Regions from separate parts of the Homo sapiens genome. Here region 2 is linked to region 1. The links are chromatin contacts, found by Hi-C or POLR2A ChIA-PET in ENCODE. All regions are on one chromosome and are shown on one strand. The core of a region is the stretch at or near the end of the contact, and the rest is flanking DNA. Distances in the headings are between cores, read along the strand shown. Region 1 overlaps GLI3 (GLI family zinc finger 3). Region 2 overlaps GLI3 (GLI family zinc finger 3).

Region 1 (5,056 bases), core at 1-2,500:
GACTAGAGTATTGTCTGGTGATAAATGCCTCGGTGTTTGAGTGACTGAGTTGGACAGCGCAGCTCTGCACAGTGGCAAGGGGGCAGTGGTGGCTGGCACTGGGAATGAATAGCGGGCCACCCTGCTGGCCGCAGCCCAACAGCTTATGGTACCACGGGGCTTGGAAGGCAAAGGGAAGTGCCAGCTTCCAACTTACAGAGTTGAAGTTGACTTTTAAAACAGCTAATCCCTATACGAGGTTTTAAAGTTTTCCCTTCCTTTCCTAGTGAGTCCTCAGGCATAGGCGTATGGAATGGGAAGGGGGTGCCGCAAGGTTGTGCATTCTTCACTGAGGTGCCCACGAGGCGCACTGGGCACGCTGAGCCCTGGTACTTTACATCTTAAAGGCCCTTTACAAACATGATCAAATTCCATGTCTTTGTATGGACACAAAGCTATATTAATGAACTTTGTGCTGAATCTGAAATCAGTGGGAATTTGAGGAGATCAATGAGCAGATAATGAAACCCATTGTCCACATTGAGCGGTCTATTAAAAAAAAAAACTTCAGGACTTTTACTGGCACTGAAAACTCTTTATCTGGAACTACACCAAGCTACATCTGAATCCCAATAAATGCAGAGTTTAGTGGACTTTTTGTTCCTGGGTTTTGAAAAGCTGCTGACCCTTGAAACATCAGTTTTTCATCAACTTGGAGGGCGTGTTAGGCATAAGCTGCTGTTGCCATTGTGCAGAGTAATCCAGATTTACCTGTTGTCCTCAGTTTGAAGGTTGCACAAAGGCCTACTCGAGACTAGAAAACTTGAAAACACACTTGAGATCTCACACTGGAGAGAAACCATACGTCTGTGAGCACGAAGGTTGCAACAAGGCTTTCTCAAATGCCTCTGATCGCGCCAAACACCAAAACAGAACGCATTCCAATGAGGTAAGCATCCTCAGTGGGCATGGAGCTTGCATAAGGAAACAAAGAACTATCCCGGGGAAGGCACATGGGAAGGCGCAGTGTGTTCTGTTTTGTTTTCCCCTTGGCCATTCCCAGCATGAGGGGCTCTGCCCCTGCAGGTGAAGGCTTGAGCTTCCTAGGTGGGACTGGAAACTGGATCTTATTTGGAGAATAATAAGAGATGAGGAGGAAACTTCTTAAAACCCCTGCGAACTTACTAGTTTCATGTTGTTTTGAACTGCCACCTACTGGTCAAACAGTGGGAGCATTTGACTTGGAATCTGAGCCAGTCACGCTGCCCAAAATAGCAGGAATCCATGCAAAGGATGACCCCATAAGCCCCAAGGATATATTAAGAAGTAGCATGTTGACAGCTGACAGCTTCCTGCTAAGTCATCCACTTTTATTTGCTTCCTCCAAGTGGTATCTTCAAATGGTATTATATCAAAAAAGATTTTTACAGAGCAACCAGCCTTGGCTAAATGCAATTTTCAGACATTCTAAATTCCAAAGGATCTTGGAAAATGGTCTCAGAAACCCAGAATACTTTCTAGGCAGTTACTTAAGAAAACATATTGAGTAAAGCTTCAGGGTGATTCCTGTTGTGTTACTGTTATTTTTAGGTAGCGATCCCCCCTAAATTGTAGAGAGGCATAAGAATAAAAATTATTCCAAATTCATTGCTTACATTTTAGTGAACATCTTCCTACAGACTTCCAATTTGGCCTTGGAGGTCTAGCTCAAATTCTGGCTTGTCTGTGAAATCTTCTCTTGAATGTATTGAGAGATTAACAAAAGGACTCCCCACATTTTGAGTGGAAATAGGATAGCTAACCAGAATTTGTTAACATGAGACATAGTTCAGCACCACAGCGTGTCATCAGTTTGCTTGAAATGTGTTAGAGAAGGAACATCGTGCACACATGAGACCCTGGAGTGGCTGTCATTTCATCTCACCAGTGCAGGTCAAACACATTCATGATCTTTCAGACAGAGAGCTGGGCAGAGAGAATCTTGATAGAAACAAAGTGAGCCATTCTGCTCAGTGGACTTTTGGCTTTAAGGTGGCAAAGATGGTTCTCACCATGTTTTCTTCAGCTGAAACTGACAGAGCAAAAACATCTCTAAAGGGATTAACTGCACTCTGTAAAAAGCACACTCACTCATAAACTCACACATGTAAGTTCATATATATACCAACTTTCTGTGTGAAAAGGTCATGGAAACTGGAGTTATTCGGAATCTCATTTTCTAACTGTTTGAAGACATTTTAAAGATGCCACATCTCCATTTTTAATGTAAAAATGCTTTTACAGTATGCAGTAGCTGGAATATAATCTATTACACTTGTTTTGTACAAAATTTTAGGGAGTCTAGAATAGATAGATACATAGAGATAGAAAGTAGATCAGTGGTTGCCAAAAGCAGAGGGGAGAGGGAATAGTGATGACTGCTAATGGATACAAGGTTTTTTTGTTGGGGTGGTGAAGATATTCTGGAATTAGGTAATGGTGATGATTACACAATGTCTAGAATGTACTAATGCCACTGAATTGTGCAATTTAAAGGGATTATTTTTATGGCATGTGAATTATATTTCAATTTAAAATTTTAAGGGGTTTTGACTTAACAGAATGTATTTCATATATTTCATAGATTTAAGTGTAATTTTGACTAGAAATTTAGGGGGCATTCATTCCTATAGATGTTAGGCCAATGCTGTCTCCTATTATCATGGAGAAGTTTGGACAGAGGGTATGTTAGGATCAGAATGCACACATATAAAGACAATTACCAAGCTTTTTTGTCTTTTTATGGACCTAAAATATTTGTACATGTCTGTTTGCTTTAATTGTGGTGTAGTTGAGCTTGTGTTCTTCTCCAAGGTAAAAAGTGCAATGTTGTGTGAGAGTTGAGTGTTTGTTATAAGATTAAAAGATAAGGATATCTTGGGTAGTAATGTCATTGACCACACTTGAGCAATTTACTTAAATTACTAACTTTTATCATAAATACATAATTAAAATTCTACCCACAGACATATTTACAAACAAATTATACTTCTCTCTTCTATATGCAAGACTTTGGCCCTGTGTGTGACTGATGGACATTTTCAGACGCATCAAAACTAAGTTTGTCCAGGAAATCCAGATTTGTGCAATTTCACAATCCTAGATGAATCAAGTGATTTGCCTTCATTTATTTCCTCTCTTATTTGCAACTTCATTTATTCATTGAACAAATACTTAAAGCTATTTATGTGCCAAGCCCTTTGCTGTTCTAAGTGTGGCCAAGAAAATAATGGACTGTAATGGGAAGGGAGTAATTGCTGGCACTTCTCTGTTCCTCTGGCTGTCCTGCTCATTTAGGGCTGCTAGACTGACCGTAGCTCTGACAGGACTTCTTACTCCAGATCAGACAGCTCATTTTTCCCCCAAAGATACCGCTAAACAAGTTTCCTGAGCTCTGATTCGGTTGAACCTCCCTCTCTAGAAAGCTGCAATGGCTCCCTCTTTCCTATAGGGAGACTTGAGACTCCCTAAGGTTGTGTAAGTGTCAGTTCTCACAGGGCCCAAGCTCATCCCTCTAGTCCTGACCTCTCACTATCATGACCATGAATGAAACCTTCCAGAAGCTGGTGCTGTGCACTGCCATGCTTAGGTGCATGAAGTGGTTCTGCCACTGGACCTTTGCTGAGGACACTTCTTTTTGGCATCCCAAGTAAAATGACTCCTAATAAAAGCTCTGTATATTGAGTGCTTACTATGTTCCATGCATCCTGGTAAGCACTTCATGTACATGATCTAATTTAGCACTTACTGATAATCCCGTGAGCTGGGCATTAAGCCCAGATATAGAATCTTAATAACTGATGCCTCCCATGATTATCCTAGCTGAAAAATGATCCCTCCTCTGTCTATATCCTTACATAGCTTTCACACTTTATATTACAGATCATTGCATCTTCTTATTTTTCCTATCAGATTTTGTATTCCTTATGATTAAATTTTGTTGTATGCAACTTTGTGCTTGCAGAATCTTGCACTTCAGTAAGTCTGAGAACATTTTTCTTAGTCTCTAATTATATTTTATTTCAGTCACTGATCACAACAAAATTTGTGGGCAAAAGTTGTGTGAAGGGTTAATATATTTTGTTTATGTTATGTTGTTGTGAGGTATACATTTCCTGAACCTGTATTCTTGTGAATTTGTGAATTTTTGTGGGTAGATAATGTGTATGTTCACACACAAGGGCACACGGGCACAGGTGCACCTGTATGGGCTGTTGTTTCTGGAAGTGCAGGAGCCGACACATTTGTATCTCATTACATATTGGCTGCGTCCTTGGTTCTAAGCTAACCCATAATGTACATCCATATATTTACAGGAAGAGTAGCTCTCCAAACATGCAGGCTTTGTGCTCCCTCTCTCCTTCTGGTCTCCATACCTCTGCCCCATATATCCCAGTCTGCCTGTTGATGGAACAACCTGTCACAGGAATGCTGTGAGCAAGCATAGGGCCTGTGTCAGAACACTGTAAGGTAATGGCACTAATTATCAGAGCCAGTCTTTTGTCCCTAATGCATAGAATTTGATGTGCTCATCTTATTATATATATATATGCTGCAAATCACACAAGCTCCTGAATAGATGTAATTCATAGTTAATGGGAATCAATTCTGCCCAAAGGAGTCTCAGGTTTGGAGGTGAAACCTCTCAGTTTCAGGATCTTTGCTTCACTGCATTAGGACATTTCAGCATTTTAGGTAGCACTCAGTCTGTTCTTGGGCTTTTAGTGAAAAAGCATCTTTTAGACATACATTCTACAAGACACGGCATCCTTTTAAATATAATAGGTACATTATAGTAATCCTGCTTTTCATGACGCTTGCTTACGTAAAAGCTCATCCTCTGCTATACATAGATATAAATATATATTCATGAAAGCATTCTTGCGTATATTATATTTTAAGCCAAGTGAACAAACTCACAAATCCGATGTTGGTCATGAGCCAAAGGTCAGCAGTTCTGTGATTTCAGAAAATAATCCGCTTATATAAGCATCCGCATAATTTTTTATGACTGTATCCTTAGGCTTGATCACTGACC
Region 2 (4,637 bases), core at 1,878-4,377, 210 kb before region 1:
CGAATTCAAGGTGGTGCTCTAAGGGGGTGGCCCTGAAGTGGACCCCAAGGTATGCTTAAGCAGAGATTAGGAGGCCTTCCCCTCCTGTTTTAACACAGCTGCAGAATGATTCCTGAACCTTGATTTTCCAGATTAAACATTTTCAACAGAAGAAAGAATGTTGTAAAATTAGAGTTTGTTTTTCACATTTATCATCCTCTTTCCAGCGCCCCCATCTCTCTTTGGTTCTTTTTTGTTTTGTTAGACTTTTTATGATAAGGACTTGTTAAAGAAAGTTTGAAGGCCAAAGAGTAGATGTCAAATATAATTTCATCACTTTAATACATGAGCTGTTTTAAATTTTAGCATCTTTTCTTTTGTCTTTATCTATACCTTGTCTCAGGTTTTGTTGGTTCTTACGTATTTTATTTTTCTTAAAACTAAGGAGCCACCAAAGGTGTAGGCAGAACTCTGTTAGGAAGCTGATGGTCAGGAAGAGATGCTGCATGGACCCAAGTGTGGAGATTCCAGTGACTAGCATCTTAGAGGACATTTTTGTATCTATGATTGCAATTTCTTGGCTGGCTACTCACATTTTTACTAGATGAACTTTAGAGTCACCTCATTAAACTCCGCCTCACTCCAAGCAAAACACAGCATCAACAAAAATAAATGCTATCTCTATAGATTGCGATTGGAATTGTGTTAAATCTATTATTTTTCAAGGGGATTGACATTTTTATAAGGTACAATTTTCCTATTGTGAAATATGACATGTCTCTGTTCAAATAGGATTTTTTTTTTCTGTGATTGTAGAAGTTTAAATTTTTTCATGTTTTTGCATGGGTCGCATGTCTTTCTTGGCTATTGTTTGGTTTATTCTTGGCAGTTTAGCTTGTATGACCTTTTGGCTTAATTGGGAGCAGTATGGTAAAATGGATTCTCATGAGGACTCTGCATTCACACTGCCAGAACCTACTACTGGTTCTGTTGTGGCTACCAGTGAGACTTCGGGCAGGATATTTAATTCTTCCAAGTCTTGGTTTTCTCACCTTTAAAAGGTGGACAGTAATGGTATCTACTTCATAGGGTTATTGTGAAAAGTAAGTGAGTTAATATGTTAAGGGCTTAACACTGTTTCTGGCAGTTAGTATGTGTTCAAAAAATATTATATATATATATATATATTTTTTGAAACGGAGTTTCGCTCTTGTTGCCCAGGCTGGAGTGCAGTGGTGTGATCTCGGCACCGCAACGTCTGCCTCCCGAGTTCAAGCGATTCTCCTGCCTCAGCGTCCCGAGTAGCTGGGATTACAGGCATGCACCAACATGCCCAGCTAATTTTGTATTTTTAGTAGAGATGGGGCTTCTCCATGTTGGTCAGGCTGGCCTTGAACTCCCAACCTCAGGTTATCTGCCCGCCTCCCAAAGGATGAATCAATGAATTCAATGGATCAATGGATTCATTGAATGAATCCTTGCCTGGGATTATAGGCGAGAGCCACCACGGCCGGCTATTATTATCTATTTTTATTGACTGGTAATTGCTGGTGAACAGAAAAGCTATGGATTTCTGCATGTTTATTTTCAACTTTATGGCTATACTAAATGTTTTATTTGTCTTATCGTTTTTCTGTTACATCTTCTGTGCTTTCCAGATTAGTCTATAATACTATCTGCCAATAATAATATTTTTATTTTCCTTTCAGTTGCTGTATAGTGTATTTCTGTTTTATGTAACATTGAACTGGCTTCAACTTCCTGGATAATAGTGATTAATAATGACCATAACTATCTTGGCTGTTACTTTAATATTATTTTTTTTATCAGGTTAAGGAAATGTCTTTCTAGTTTGGGTTTCATTCTTTTTTTTAAAAAAAGTATTAAATTTTATCAATTACTTTTTATCATCTCTTGCTTTTATGATATATAATTTTTCTCCTTTGACCTATTGATGATCTTTGTATGTTTTTTCATAATATTTCTAATCATGTTTTCTGGTATAAGGTCTATTTGATTCTAGACTTTGGTATAACTTGATATGCTAGTATTGTATTTAGTATCTTAGTATTTTTGCTGTGTGTCCATACATAGTTTTGACTTTTAGTTTTTCTTTTTTGTCCTCACAATACTAGATTTGGTATTGAGATTGCATTTGTTTTCAAAATGTATTGCAATTTTTTCCATATGTCTTAATCTAGAAAAGTTTTCACAACATGAAACCATCTGCCCCTTGAGTGTTTGAATAAACTCACACACAACGCTACCAGGGTCTGAGTCTGGAGCCTTTATTGGAAATAATTTTGAAGAGCTATTTCAGTTTCTTCCATTGTTATTGAGTCTTTCATATGTTCTTAAGTCAATTCTGGTCACTTATATTTAATCAGGATTTTAAAATTTAATTGCATAGAATTTTGAAATACACTTTTTTAAAAAGCAAACAACTCTTTCCTGTCTATGTTTACACCCCATTTTCAGTTTGTGCTTGTATTGTCTGTCTTTCTAATCTTGGGTGGATTTGCCCGTGGTGTTTTAGTTTGTTGTGTTCCCCATCCTCTAAACAGCCTGCTTCGGGATATATTTATAAATTCTAATGGTTTTCATTTTTTCCAGATCATAACTTATTTTTGCCATTGTTGTTATTTTCACTTCTTACCTTTTTCAACTTGTAAAAATGATTCCATATACTGTTTTTTTTTTTTTGACAGTAAGATGATATTCATGCCGCTGACTTTGTTACTGCATAAAATGACTGTTGGTAATATTATTTGCAAATGTTAATACCTTTAAACATTTTCCCTATGTAATTGCAAAATATAGTTCTCTGTGTGTGTGTGTGTGTGTGTGTGTGTGTGTGTGTGTGTGTGTGTGTTGAGCCCATGCACACATATATGTGTTGCTTGGGCATGAATGTTCATTATAGGATATATCCGAATCTATCTTGGTATAATATTAGATGATGATAGATTTTGAAAATACTTCAAGAGTAATTGATTCAGACTTGCTTCTTATAATCCAAGAAAGGAAATGATTCATCCTGTTGTTAATAATCAGCAGAGAGGAAGAGAGACTCCTGCTATCCTTGCTAATTTACTCCAGCACTCTGTCAAGTTTTGGTAAGAACATTCTCACTTCTGTGTCATCAGGTCTTACTTGCTGTGTTTTGAGCCTGTTTCCTCCCCTTTATTCTTCAAAGCCATCAGAGTACAAAGTGGGTGTTCTTAGTAATCTTTTACATGCTTGAAGATACATGTTAGAGTATCTGAACCTTCCATATTTTATTTCTTCCACTGATAGTTTTATTTTGATTTTGGCTGATTACAGCTTTTCCTGATTAGCTTTTAAAAATGGAGAACAAAAGACTCCTTGCTTTTATAAGGGTATGATTAGTACTCAATACAGGAAGGAGTTCTGAAATGCTAACTATTGATGAAGTCATTCACCTTAGTGGTTTAATATCTGTTTCTATCTTGTTTTTAAATAGGGTGACTTTCTACAACCATCTCCCTGTTGTGTGAATGTGTTTAGGATTTTTGTACGTTGCATGTTCTCTCTTGATTGATGATTGTTCTAAGTTTGTTCTTTTCTAAACATCCCATTGATTGGCTGGATTATAGTTTATTTTATTAGTCCTTTATTGTTGCTTATTTAAGGCATTCTTTTTAAAAAATAGACTATTTTTTAGAGTGGTACTGGGTCCATAGCAAAATTGTGTGGAAGATACAGACATTTCTTATATGCCTTCCTGCCCCCACACAGCCACAACCTCCCCCACTGTCAACATCCTCCACCAGAGAGGTACATTGGTTACAACTGGTGAACCAACATGGACATCGCATTATCACCCAAAGTCCATAGATTACTTTAGGGGACACTCTTGGTGTTGTCCATTCATTCTGTGGGTTTGGACAAATGGATAGTGATGTGTATCTGCCATTATAGTATTATACAGAGTAGTTTTATTGCCTTCAAAATCCCCTGTGCTCTACCAGTTCTTCCCTTTCTTCACTCATCCATTCCTACCACCCCTAGCAAACAGTGATCTCCACAGTTTTGCGTTTTCCAGAGTGCCATATATTTGGAATCATATAGTACATAGACTTTTTATACTGCCTTCTTTCACTTAGTGATATAAGTTTCCTCCATGTCTTTTCATGACTTGATAGCTCATTTCATTTCAGCACTGAGTAATATTCCAGTGTCTGGATGTATTTATTTATTACCGACTGAAGGACATCTTGGTTGTTTCCAAGTTTTGGCAATTATGAATAAAGCTGCTATAATCTCTGTGGTGTGTTCATGTTTTACTTTTCTTTTTACTGATATAAAAGCAGGTGGTGGTTATCCTTGTAGCTGATTTTTTGTTCCTATCTCTGATTATTTTTATAAATTCCTTAAAGTAGAATTGCTGGATCAAGAAATAGTTACATGTTAAGGGTTTAATACATATTCAGAAGAGCTAACTCAACTTACCCTTTACCAGCGGTGTGTGTATTTATATTATTAGTCGTCTTCAATACAATAGATGCCAGGATAGAGACCTTTCCACCTAGTTAGTTTACCTAGGCTGCTATAACAAATTACCACAAACTGGGTGGTTTTACTCTCTCCAGTTCTGGAAGCCAGAATTCTGCAACCAAGGTGTTTGCAGGCCCATA

The links. A loop is a pair of places that touch in the nucleus more often than their neighbours do. ChIA-PET counts read pairs that join two places held with the same protein, here RNA polymerase II (POLR2A).
Region 2: a loop to region 1 is called in a map of Panc1, with 3 times the contacts of the local background. The contact joins two enhancer-like sites. A Hi-C loop is called at or near these places in 1 of 168 maps with a recorded cell type or tissue (Panc1). POLR2A ChIA-PET finds 5 or more read pairs at or near these places in 2 of 52 experiments (K562 and MCF 10A).

What each region holds. Positions count from the first base shown.
Region 1 is chr7:41,973,430-41,978,485 of GRCh38, reverse strand. It overlaps GLI3 (GLI family zinc finger 3), which reads left to right. Exons shown (of 15, transcript NM_000168.6): 12 at 764-928. Among named protein-coding and RNA genes, the nearest start is that of GLI3, 260 kb to the left of the region's middle. Within about 2 kb of position 1,250, at least 4 of the 41 ENCODE cell types and tissues checked have a DNase peak (open chromatin) inside an H3K27ac peak, as active enhancers do.
Region 2 is chr7:42,188,186-42,192,822 of GRCh38, reverse strand. The region is part of intron 2 of GLI3 (GLI family zinc finger 3); the gene reads left to right. Among named protein-coding and RNA genes, the nearest start is that of GLI3, 47 kb to the left of the region's middle. Within about 2 kb of position 3,127, at least 2 of the 41 ENCODE cell types and tissues checked have a DNase peak (open chromatin) inside an H3K27ac peak, as active enhancers do.